Linked DNA regions of Homo sapiens: region 2 is linked to region 1. The links are chromatin contacts, found by Hi-C or POLR2A ChIA-PET in ENCODE. All regions are on one chromosome and are shown on one strand. The core of a region is the stretch at or near the end of the contact, and the rest is flanking DNA. Distances in the headings are between cores, read along the strand shown.

Region 1 (5,826 bases), core at 1-2,500:
ACCAAGGTTCCAGCAGGTGAATCTTGCACATGAGACAGGCTGCATAAAGGACGATGTGTGTAAGGGCCTGTCATGTGAACACATGTCCTGTGTACACATCAAGGTGGGGATGGGCAAGCACCCACAATGGGTTCGGTCCAACCAGCACCTTCTGAGACTGTGTAGCAAAAACTGGACCCAGCCCTGGGGTGCTAGTATGATGTGACACTTGCATCCAGGGAGGTCACCATCTGTGTATGTGGAGCCCATTCTTATAGAAAAAGAGTAAACTCTGCTAAGAGCATAGAAAAGACTTGGGAAAAGTACCCAGCAAGGCAGCAGAAAGGCTCCTGCAGAGACGACCTTTGAGCTAGGTCCTGAAGAGGTGGCAAGGAACCAGGACAGAACATTGGGAAGGCCCTTTACCGCACAGAAAATGGCTGAGCAAAGTTCCCAATTTCCCCGAGACGGGAGCTGAGGTCGACCAGGAGCGGGATCCTTGGTCTGCATCCCGCATGGGGCTTCCTGCAACACCCAGGGCAGAGTGCTCGCAGAGGCCTGGCCTGTGACAGGCTGGGCCAGGGGATAAGGAAGTTCTGTCACATCAGGTGCGTGAGAACCACCTCCTCCCTAGCTTCAGTGTCAGGAAGGGATGCCAGCGTCCTTCCAGCCACTTCATATTTATAAATTCCTTTAATCATCATAACACCTCACAGAGACAGGCATCAATATCCCACTTTGCAGACAAGAACACGGGCTCCAGGAGGGGAAATGGGGCCACCGAGGCCAAAGTAAGAGTCCTGCTTGGACACCAGCGGAGCACAGCCTCTACTCCTAGGGCCTGGCCTCGGGACCTGTCGAATGCCGACTCCCGCTCACCCCGAACCCATGCAGAACGATCTCACAGGGGGCGGCGGGGAGTGGGGAGACCCCGCTGCTGCGCGACCCCTCGCTGGAGCTGCTGGGCCGCCACGCGCGCCTTCGGTCCTAACGGCAGTGCCGGCCGAAACCCGGCCCTGCTCGGACCCGGAAGGATCCGAATCCGCCCCCCTGACAGGGTCCTCTCGGCCGAGGTCACCCCAGCTGGGCCAGAGGCAGGCGCACGCGGCTCTACAGGCAGCGGCGTCGGTTTCGGCCCGGCCCTGCCCCCAACGGCTCCGCTCTCCCGCGCTCACCCCGAGCCCAGTCCGCCATCGTGCCCTGCCCCGGCTCCTCGACGCGGACACCGACGCGGCCACAGCCGCCTCAGACGTGGCGCAGTCGCGGGGAAAGAGCTTCCGGCCCCGCCCCCAGCTAGCGATGGCCCCGCCTCCGCACCGACCACGCCCCTAGATAGCCCAGCCCCTTCCGCTTCGGGCTCGCTGACTTCCGGCTTAGGGCCGAGGGTGGGGAACTGCCGGGCGCGGAAGCGATGGGCATATCTGTGGCTTATTTTCAGCACTGTCGCGCAGACAGTGGCGCGATCTCAGCTCACTGCAGCCCCCGCCTGCCGGGCTCCCAAGGTGCTGGGATTACAGCAGCACCGCGGATGTGACGTTTGGTGTTCCTGTGAACGTGGGGCGGGGCGGGGCCGTTTGCTTGCTCAGTGCCTAGACGATGGTGGTGGAAAGACGCTTCTGTGGGTTAGGTCCTAACGGTTAGGAAGGATTCACAGGCGGGTCATGAGGAAGGAGCAGACCCCTCGGGCAGAAGCCCGCGAGGAGCACTGGGTGTGGTGGGGGCAGGGGTGCCTCCTCTGTCAAGTGGAGATCGGCGCCTCGCTCGTGCCTGCGAGTGCGCGCCGCGTCGAATACAGCCGTACAGAACGCACTACAGGAAAGTGAAGCCGGGAGAGAGACTGGGAGGCGGCGCGGGGACTGGGGGCCGTAGACGCCTTTGCTCCCGGGCACTTGTTAGAAGAGCGAGTGGATCGCGCTTCCTGTGCGTCACTGAATCCTCATGACGGCCACTGAAACGGACACGCAGGATCTTTGCTTTTCAAGAGGGAACTGAGTCCAGGCCAGACTGGGTTGCTCCCCTTTCTCTCGGCCCCTCCACCTTTGCAAGTGCTGCTCCTTCTGCCTGGAGTGGCTCCTCCAGTCTTTTCCCGGCTCACTTCCCACCGTCCGGTGTCAGCAAAAACAGCACTTCCTCACAGCCCGTTGCAGCCCAGCAGTCGCCTTTTGCTTCTTTTGAAGCACAGCCCTGTGACCGCCTCGTGTCCTTTTGTTTTTCCTTGTCCCCCTTCCCCTCTGGAACATAAGCTCCACAAAGGCAGGGACCTGGGAATCCCGTTCGCCTGCATTCCCCAGCAAACGCCTAACGAACCCAATGGCCCAGGACTGAAAATTCCTTTCCACTTCGGCTTTCCCCTCTACATCCCATCGGTTCTGTGGAGCTCGAGGGGCGTCACTGTGTGTGTGGCAGGGCACGGTGGGGGCTGAGATCGTTTCCTGTTGGAACTTCTGGCCCAAGAAGCGCGGGTCACAAGGAGAGGGGTCAGTTCGGTTCAGAGCGACTCAGCCCCTCGACTCGGGTCTTAAAACCTCCGAGCCGCCAGTTCTGCCTCAGGCCGCGCCCCCTTAAAGCGCCACCAGACGCTGCGCCCCGTTAAAGCGCCACCAGACGCCGCGCCCCGTCCCGGCCTCCCCCGCGCGCTGGCGCGGGGCTTTCTGGGCCAGGGCGGGGCCGGCGAACTGCGGCCCGGAACGGCTGAGGAAGGGCCCGTCCCGCCTTCCCCGGCGCGCCATGGAGCCCCGGGCGGTTGCAGAAGCCGTGGAGACGGGTGAGGAGGATGTGATTATGGAAGCTCTGCGGTCATACAACCAGGAGGTAAGCGGCCGCCTGAGGCCGGGGGGCGGGCACGGAGGGGGTGGGGCAGGGTCGTGCGCGGGTAGCAGGGAGGGCGTGGGTGAGGCAGAGGCTGTGTCAGCAAGCGTAGGGGACGCGGCGGGGTGCGGGGGGCAGGTCTGGGATGCAGTGTTGCGGGGAGAGTGGGGGTGCACCCGTTGGGTGGCAGGCGTGTAGGGATGGGGGCGAGTGCCGACCCTGCCATCCGTTCTGAGCAGTGGCTGCTGCCTGAGTTAGAGGCCAATAGGCCGCCCGCATCAGCGGACGCGGATCCTACCCCTCTGTGGATTTGAATTCACTAGTTCTCTCTGCAGCACTCCCAGAGCTTCACGTTTGATGATGCCCAACAGGAGGACCGGAAGGTGGGTGCTGGCCCAAGGGGTAAAGGGGCAGGGACGGGTGGCCCCAGGAAGAAGGGCCTGGTGGAGCCGCTCTTCTCCCTGCCCACAGAGACTGGCGGAGCTGCTGGTCTCCGTCCTGGAACAGGGCTTGCCACCCTCCCACCGTGTCATCTGGCTGCAGAGTGTCCGAATCCTGTCCCGGGACCGCAACTGCCTGGACCCGTTCACCAGCCGCCAGAGCCTGCAGGCACTAGCCTGCTATGCTGACATCTCTGTCTCTGAGGGGTCCGTCCCAGAGTCCGCAGACATGGATGTTGTACTGGAGTCCCTCAAGTGCCTGTGCAACCTCGTGCTCAGCAGCCCTGTGGCACAGATGCTGGCAGCAGAGGCCCGCCTAGTGGTGAAGCTCACAGAGCGTGTGGGGCTGTACCGTGAGAGGAGCTTCCCCCACGATGTCCAGTTCTTTGACTTGCGGCTCCTCTTCCTGCTAACGGCACTCCGCACCGATGTGCGCCAGCAGCTGTTTCAGGAGCTGAAAGGAGTGCGCCTGCTAACTGACACACTGGAGCTGACGCTGGGGGTGACTCCTGAAGGGAACCCCCCACCCACGCTCCTTCCTTCCCAAGAGACTGAGCGGGCCATGGAGATCCTCAAAGTGCTCTTCAACATCACCCTGGACTCCATCAAGGGGGAGGTGGACGAGGTGAGCACTGACCTTAACCCATGGATGGGTCTCAACTCAGCTCCAACATTTCCTGGACCTGCTTCCTACTGGGTACCTTCAGGTTTCTGGGTGTCAGACATGGAGAGGACAGGACCTCCCAGCCTGTTGGGACAAGGCCAAGGAGATGCCAGTTCTGGGCTGGGACCTCAGGAAAGGCTTCTGAGGGAAGTAGAGGCCCCTTCTGGCTCTTGCTGCCTGGCAGGAGGGCTGTGTGGTGTCTGGGGAGACTGTAAGAGATCCTCCACCATGAGGCTGTGAGTGGGGCTGAGACAGAGTGTGACTTCATCCCTAAGGTATGTGTTAGCATTCCTAATCAGGGAAGTGCTCTTAGAAGAATACTCATGGAGTTTTTAGGAAGACAGCAGTGGTCATCTTTTGCCCCCAGCACTACCCAGAGTCACCTAGGAAGACCCCAGGGGACCAGGTATGCAGTACAGGAGGTGCACAGTCATTGCCACACAGTCCTGGAGTGCAACAGACAGTGGAGCCTCAGCAGGCAGCAGTGGGATGAGTGGGGCTCCTCACAGGAACCCTTCTTTCTTTGGTCAGGAAGACGCTGCCCTTTACCGACACCTGGGGACCCTTCTCCGGCACTGTGTGATGATCGCTACTGCTGGAGACCGCACAGAGGAGTTCCACGGGTGAGAATGGGGCTTTTTCTGGGAGGGAAGTGTGCCCACATGTCTAGATGGTCGTCCTCAACCCCGGCTCTGAACCAGAACCACCTGAGAGCCCAGGCCCCACCCTAGAGAGTCTGACGTTGTCTGGGTGAGTGAGACTGGACATAGCCATGAATTTGGGGGCAGGAATGTGCCAACTGGGCCTTGGGTAGTGGCAACAGTATGGTACTTACTAGGGCACATTGGTTCCTTGTCCCCGTTTTTGGTCTACCTGCCCCTAGGCTGGTCTGGGTTTCCAGAGATGGTCTGGCGCTTTGGCTCAGACAGGGTCGGGGAGGCAGTGTGTCTCAGTGCCCCCACTTCCCCAGGGGACCCCACTGTACAGCTGAGTGGCAGTGCCTCTCAGATCAGTCCCTGCCCTTGGCTTTGGTCCCTAGCGCTGCCCCTTTGGGACTCAGATGCCAGCTCATGTAATGTGTGGTTCAGCGGAGTCACAAAGATTGCACCTGTGCTCAGGGATTAGCCCTGTTGAAACCCCTACCTCCATCTGTCCCCAGCCACGCAGTGAACCTCCTGGGGAACTTGCCCCTCAAGTGTCTGGATGTTCTCCTCACCCTGGAGCCACATGGAGACTCCACGGAGTTCATGGGAGTGAATATGGATGTGATTCGTGCCCTCCTCATCTTCCTAGAGAAGCGTTTGCACAAGGTAGGCTGGGGATGGCTGTGCAGGCTCCCCCAGTGGCTCTGGCACTGGTTCTCCTGCACAGATGTGGTCAGTGCTTCCACACTGTCCACACTGGTACGTGGAGATTGTCTTGGTGGTGTGATATGGGCGACTCTTCCGGTTGTTCTGTGGTCCAGCCTGGCAAGAAGCCAGACCCTTCCTCCATGAGAAGCATGTGGACACCTTCCACACACTTGAAGGTTTCACTTCTTAAATCTTTGGGGATCTTTACTGAGTGGTCCAGAGAAGCCCCCCAGTCCCTACTTTTAAGTCTTAAACACAGGCAGCCCTTGATTACAAGCATAGTTGTCCCTCAGCATCCTGAGGAGACCCATAGGAACCTCAGATCAAAGCTTCCTTCTGATTGCTGTGACTGCACTACAGGGCATCTGGACAGCTGGGGCTCTAACCATCTTCCAGGAGCTTGCAGAAAGCAGGCTGGAGTACAATAAACCGAGATTTAGTAGACCTCCTGGGAATCTACCTGCCTAAGCAAGGGACACACAAGGTGCCTGCGAGCCAGTCAGGATAGGGAGCTGGCACTGGACACACAGCTAGGGGGTTGTCTGTGCCCGTCGCTGCCACTGCTGGTGCTGGGGTCCAGGCA
Region 2 (6,364 bases), core at 1,173-3,672, 520 kb after region 1:
AGCAAGCATGGCCTCCCCTCACCCACAGTGTCAGCCTGGCTCCCGTGGTCCCTGGCCTAGGACCACACTTAAAAACATTTCCACCCTTTGACTTCAGCTCCTGGTCTGTCCACCCTGGCCATGTCCTGACAGTCCATGGCCACTTCATTTCCCTGAGCACCTGGACACGGGAGCTGCCCTGATGACCAGGGCCACACTGACCAGGATGGACGGCCTGGCCAGGTGACAGCCACAGGCCTGCTACATGCCAAAGCCAGGACCCCTCAGCCAGGGCCAGCCCCCCCGCGCTTTTGAGGTGCAGGTCCCACCCCACAGAGAGGAGCTTGAGACCCGTCCTCCACTGGACCATTTGGGCTGTGTTCAGTCCTCAGAGGGGCCACGGCTCTGAAGACATGCTGGCCCTCACTGGCCAGCTGCGGGGAGCTGTGACCCTGGCGTTTCCCAGGAACGCCCCTGGCTCTGGTTCCCCTGGGGTGCCGGACTGGAGACCCCTGAGGTGGCCTGGGATGGGCCAGCCTTGCTGTACCACAGGCCCCTGCGCCACGCCCACCTCCTGCCTGCCCCGCCTCCACGCAGGGCCCCAAAGCTCTGGGGCTGTCACAGTTTCCATTCCGGGCTGACGCTGCCTGCAGCCTCTCTCCACGGTGACCTCCAGAACAGAAAAGAGGCAGCCAGTCGTGCACCTGGGAAGCTGCTGCCCCCCAGCCACTGCCCAGGTCTCAGAGGAGACCCCCACCAGACTGGGCCTCAGCCCCTCCTGTTCCTCACAGGGGCTACCAGCCAACACCAGCCATGGCCAAGTACGTCAAGATCCTGTATGACTTCACAGCCCGAAATGCCAACGAGCTATCGGTGCTCAAGGATGAGGTCCTAGAGGTGAGGGGCTGGAGGACGGGGTCCAAGAGGGGGAAACAGGGCAGGGCTTCAAGGGAGGGGCTACCAGGGGAGGTGGGGAGCGGTCTAGGGCCAGGCTGGGTGATGCCAGGACGGGGCACAGCTGCTGGCCCCTTTCTCCAGGGTCCCCGCCCTTGGACTCTGATCAGGATCCCCAGCCTGTTGGAGGGGCCTTCCCATCTTGGGGCTCCCCAAAGGCATGCAGAGACCCCTGTGCCAGGCTGGGGGGAGCATCTGCACCACGTGGACTCAGCGGGGGCCTGTCATTCACACCCACCCAGGAGCCCCCACATCTGCACTGGCCGCATCTGCCAGCCGGAATCCAGGCCACCCACTGGGGGACAGAAAGTGGAGCAGGCTAGGGGGGAGTGGGCCACATCCACAGCCTGGCTCGGCGGCTCACGCCTGTAACCGCAGCACTGGGAGGCCAAGGCGGGAGGATCCCTTTAGCCCACGAGTTCGAGACAAGCCTGGGCAACACCTCAAAACCCCATCTCTACAAAAAACATAAAAATTATCTGGATGTGGTGGTGTGTGCCTGTGGTCCCAGCTACTCTGGAGGCTGAGGTGGGGGGATCGCCTGAACCCAGGAGGTCGAGGCTGCAGTGGGCAGTGATTGCACCACTGCATTCCAGCCTGGGCGGCAGAGTGAGACCCTGTCTCCGAGAAAAAAAGGGTCCCCCAGACTCCTTGAGGCAGGGTGGGGGAGGAGCAGCCCAGCGAGGGATGGAGGGGTGGAAACAGGGGTGCGGAGAGAATGGAGCGAAGCGGGGCTCCGGGAGACCCTAGGGCGCTCCCGACCTCTGTAAAGCGGCGCCAGCGGGTGGTCCCAGCCCCGCAGAGCCTGGGTGTGGGGAGGGGCTGACGGCGCGCCCCGCAGGTGCTGGAGGACGGCCGGCAGTGGTGGAAGCTGCGCAGCCGCAGCGGCCAGGCGGGGTACGTGCCCTGCAACATCCTAGGCGAGGCGCGACCGGAGGACGCCGGCGCCCCGTTCGAGCAGGTGAGCCCGCGGGGGTCCCTGGGGTCGCAGCCCCCAGCTTCCTGGAGCAGCCCCGCCTGCGCCTAGCCCCGCCCCAAGGCCAGCCCCGCGGCTGGAGAGACTGGGGCAGGTGCAGGGCTCCCTGGGCAGAAGGAAAGGGCTGGTCCGCAGGCCGGGGCTGTAGGGGGATTGGCGGGGTGGGGAGGTCCCGGGCAGGTGCTGGGAGGCGGGGGCGGGGCGTGGGGAGCCTAATCGCCCCCCGCCCCCGCAGGCCGGTCAGAAGTACTGGGGCCCCGCCAGCCCGACCCACAAGCTACCCCCAAGCTTCCCGGGGAACAAAGACGGTGAGAGCTGCTGCTTCGAGGCGGGGGTCCCGGGCCCAGGGCCACCTGGGGGAGGAAGTGTGGGGGGGGTCCCTGGGCCGGGGGCGGGGGCAGGGGCAAGGCAGCGGCGGGCCTGAGTCGCGCGCCCCCTCAGAGCTCATGCAGCACATGGACGAGGTCAACGACGAGCTCATCCGGAAAATCAGCAACATCAGGGCGCAGCCACAGAGGCACTTCCGCGTGGAGCGCAGCCAGCCCGTGAGCCAGCCGCTCACCTACGAGTCGGGTCCGGACGAGGTCCGCGCCTGGCTGGAAGCCAAGGCCTTCAGCCCGCGGTGAGCGGGGGCGGGGGATGAGCTGGGGCCCGGGCGAGGGGTGGGAGGTGCGGCCGAAGGTGCGCAGCTGTCGGGGCGGGCGCCAGGCAGCCTCGCTCACAGCGCGGCCCTGACGCCCAACTGCCCGCCCCCAGGATCGTGGAGAACCTGGGCATCCTGACCGGGCCGCAGCTCTTCTCCCTCAACAAGGAGGAGCTGAAGAAAGTGTGCGGCGAGGAGGGCGTCCGCGTGTACAGCCAGCTCACCATGCAGAAGGCCTTCCTGGAGGTGAGCCCGCCTGCGCTCCGGCGCCACGCCCCTCCTGCCCCTGCGCCCTCCTCTCCCCCGCCCGTTCCTGGGGTCGCAGAGCAAGGGGGAGGCCGGCACCCAGACACGTGGGACCCCCGGCTGAGGATGCCCCCATTTCTCCTCCCTAGAAGCAGCAAAGTGGGTCGGAGCTGGAAGAACTCATGAACAAGTTTCATTCCATGAATCAGAGGAGGGGGGAGGACAGCTAGGCCCAGCTGCCTTGGGCTGGGGCCTGCGGAGGGGAAGCCCACCCACAATGCATGGAGTATTATTTTTATATGTGTATGTATTTTGTATCAAGGACACGGAGGGGGTGTGGTGCTGGCTAGAGGTCCCTGCCCCTGTCTGGAGGCACAACGCCCATCCTTAGGCCAAACAGTACCCAAGGCCTCAGCCCACACCAAGACTAATCTCAGCCAAACCTGCTGCTTGGTGGTGCCAGCCCCTTGTCCACCTTCTCTTGAGGCCACAGAACTCCCTGGGGCTGGGGCCTCTTTCTCTGGCCTCCCCTGTGCACCTGGGGGGTCCTGGCCCCTGTGATGCTCCCCCATCCCCACCCACTTCTACATCCATCCACACCCCAGGGTGAGCTGGAGCTCCAGGCTGGCCAGGCTGAACCTCGCACACACGCAGAGTTCTGCTCCCTGAGGGGGGCCCGGGAGGGGCTCCAGCAGGAGGCCGTGGGTGCCATTCGGGGGAAAGTGGGGGAACGACACACACTTCACCTGCAAGGGCCGACAACGCAGGGGACACCGTGCCGGCTTCAGACACTCCCAGCGCCCACTCTTACAGGCCCAGGACTGGAGCTTTCTCTGGCCAAGTTTCAGGCCAATGATCCCCGCATGGTGTTGGGGGTGCTGGTGTGTCTTGGTGCCTGGACTTGAGTCTCACCCTACAGATGAGAGGTGGCTGAGGCACCAGGGCTAAGCAATTAAACCAGTTAAGTCTCCCAGGAGCCGTGTGTCTCAGTTCTCTGGGAGTCGGAGTGGGTCCTGGAGCCCCCGGAAACTGCACCTTTTCTAAGCAGTGCCGGGCAGAGGGCTGGCCGTCCGCCAGGCTGCTCTGCCCCTGAGCCCAGAGGGGACCCTGCCCACTTCTCTTCCTGTGGCCCTCCCAGGCCCAGCGACCAGAAGGCCCAAAGCGTGTCATCCAAGCCCGGCTTTCGCTGGGCACAACCCTAGTGGGAGCGGTGGGGACAGAGCCAGCTCGGCCAGACGGTCGGCAGGCCCCAGGAGGGCCATGAGTCAGAGGGCAAGGCTGAAACTGGATTTGGAGATCTTAGCCCAGGCTGACGGAGGCTCCCAAGAAGGGGGAGCAGGCCACACTCAGCACCCTGCGTGGGAGGGGCACCTGACCGCCAGATGGGCGGTCCACCTGAGCCGCACCCTTGGAGGGGCCTTTGGTGCCCTCTGCCGGCCGCTCCATGTGCTGCCGTGAGTGGCCGCCAGGGGTGCCCTCGCCCTGGATTGGTGGCAGGGGGCAACCCACAACCATGTGTCCCCATAGCAGCCGTGAACCCAACCCTGGTGCGGAGCATCCGGGGACACAGTCCTGGGGTCTTGGCCTGGGCAGGGGCGACTGTGGGGCTGGGCTGGGGGGGGCGTGTCCCTTGCCTGGTCCACCACCCAGCCAGGCCTGGACACCAGGCCACAGAAGCCCTGACTCACAGCTCAGGCCACACTAGGCCAAGTCTTAACCACAGTGTCTGGTCGGGGCAGCAGGGATTGTCTGGTGCCCTCTGAGCCACGACCCGGGCTTGATGGCCACCACCACTCCTCCAGGCCCCCGGAAGAGGCCCCCCCACCCTGTCAGATGGACCCTGCAGTGAGAGAGACAGGTCCAAGAGGAAAAGGGGAGGGATGGGGGCACCGGCCCTCCTCCCTGCAACCTGCAGCTCCCGCTGCCTGCTGAGCCACCACCTCAGGACGGGGATAGGCACCGGGGCTATATCTGCTCCAAAAGGGGCCTCTGTGGGCCCCAGGATGCCAGTCCTTGGAAGTGAGGGAGGCTGCCCACTCCCCAACCACTCCCAGCAACAGGACCCTTCCTCCACCAGGATGGTCTGGGCTTCATATGCAGCCTCCAGGCTGGGCTGCTCAGCTTCTGAGGGCCCCAGATCTACACCTGCTTCTTCAGCCTTCTCCCTGTCCACCTCCCCCAGCCCCATTTAGAGCCCCCTACCTGCTGTGCCCCACTCTGCCACCTGCACAGCTGAGGAGCCCCAGGAAGCCAGACCCCCAGACTCCAGCCCCCAGATCCCAGCCCTAGGCCCCAAGCAGGCTCCCACCCCAGGAGCCCTGAGTCCGAGGCACCCTGGCCCCAGCTGCCTGCTCGGACCTCTGGGCTTCCAGAAATTACCTCCCGTTTCTTCCAAGGGGCTTCCTGCCACCTCCTGAGACCCCCCTCAAGAGCAGATGGGACCACCGACCTCACCGGCCTGGTGATGGGCACAGGGTCACCTGGCATCGGGTGGGCTGGCTCTCTGTGTCCTCTCTGGCCACCCGCCCCAGGGGTGAGGATTGCCCCCCTTCCTGCCCTGAGGGCATCACTCTTGGGGGCCTGTGGTGTTTTGAGTGCTGCCCGCGGCCTCCGGAGGCCCCAGTGGCAGCCCCGTGAGGCAGGCGTGGATAAGAATGACCCGTAGAGGGGCCAGGTCACCTGCTCGAGGCCCGAGTTTGGGGCAGGGGCTGGGGTTAACATGCAATCTCTCTTAGTTCCAACGTGTCCTTAACCACTCACTCCCTCCCCGGCCTCCCTACCCACTTCCCCATCAGGCAGGTCCACAGAAAGAAGGAGGGTCTGCTGGTGCTGGCCCTGGTGGGGCCAGGGTTGCCGAGGGTCTGGCCGTGAGTGTGGGAGAGTCCACACTGGGCGAGGAGGGAGGGCGGGGCTTTGAACATCAGACCTCAGGGTGGGTGGCCTGAGCTGCCAGTGGGGCCACCAGTAGCCACAAGCAAATATCTCCACCAACAAGGCCCGTCTGTCTCGGGACAAGCATGTCTTTGTGGCGCTTGCTCCCCTTCTGTCCTCCCCCACAGCTGGCCCTGTCCGCCCGTGCCCAGTCAGGCCCCGCAGAACCCAAGAGGGGCTTCCCATGCCATTTAGGAAGGGCTGTCTCTTTAAAAAAAAAAAAAATTACAAAACGGTTGATTTCCCAAGAGGTTGACACAGCAGCACGTACAGTAAGATGTTCCTCACACCTGCGGGGATGCCATGGTCCCAGCCCGGGGCACCCGTTACCCAGGAAGGTGGTGAGAGTGGTGCTGGGAAAATGTGTGGAGAAACACAACAGGGACCCCCACTAACCCCACAAAGCTGAACCAGCCCCAGCAGTACTAGACGTCATGAGAGGCAAAACGACCAAGTTCACAGAAGATGCCAGGATATCCATGTGACAAAGGGGAAGAAGAATTTTCTGTACAAAACTTCAAAAGCAGTGGATACCAGGCGCGGCAGCTCACGCCTGTAATCCCAGCACTTTGGAAGGCCGAGGCAGGTGGATCACCTGAGGTCAGGAGTTCGAGACTAGCCTGGCCAACATGGTG

Evidence for each region. Hi-C counts contacts between places; a loop is a spot of excess contacts on that map. ChIA-PET counts read pairs that join two places held with the same protein, here RNA polymerase II (POLR2A). Pooled maps may share reads with other maps.
Region 2: a pooled map shows a loop between it and region 1 (6-fold over the local background). The contact joins the enhancer-like site here to the promoter of BET1L in region 1. A Hi-C loop is called at or near these places in 1 of 37 single-sample maps with no recorded cell type and 7 of 50 pooled maps. POLR2A ChIA-PET finds 5 or more read pairs at or near these places in 1 of 52 experiments (CD4-positive, alpha-beta T cell).

Annotation. Positions count from the first base shown.
Region 1 is chr11:206,149-211,974 of GRCh38, forward strand. BET1L (Bet1 golgi vesicular membrane trafficking protein like) reads right to left here and starts at 1,251. Exons shown (of 4, transcript NM_001098787.2): 1 at 1,155-1,251. The coding sequence starts at 1,173. It overlaps RIC8A (RIC8 guanine nucleotide exchange factor A), which reads left to right and starts at 1,560. Exons shown (of 10, transcript NM_001286134.2): 1 at 1,560-2,790; 2 at 3,123-3,170; 3 at 3,259-3,852; 4 at 4,423-4,514; 5 at 5,051-5,201. The coding sequence starts at 2,707. It overlaps MIR6743 (microRNA 6743), which reads left to right and starts at 3,188; the gene lies at 3,188-3,258. RefSeq lists enhancers at 1-166, 477-978, 1,525-2,146, 2,002-2,171, 2,147-2,766 and 1 more and silencers at 923-982, 1,093-1,212, 2,274-2,472, 2,473-2,762, 2,833-2,942.
Region 2 is chr11:723,954-730,317 of GRCh38, forward strand. It overlaps EPS8L2 (EPS8 signaling adaptor L2), which reads left to right. Exons shown (of 21, transcript NM_022772.4): 16 at 771-876; 17 at 1,775-1,894; 18 at 2,145-2,217; 19 at 2,351-2,531; 20 at 2,666-2,798; 21 at 2,948-3,774. The coding sequence ends at 3,028. Among named protein-coding and RNA genes, the nearest start is that of TALDO1, 20 kb to the right of the region's middle. RefSeq lists silencers at 1,803-2,102, 2,583-2,772, 4,374-4,463 and an enhancer at 3,234-4,139. Within about 2 kb of position 2,423, at least 17 of the 41 ENCODE cell types and tissues checked have a DNase peak (open chromatin) inside an H3K27ac peak, as active enhancers do.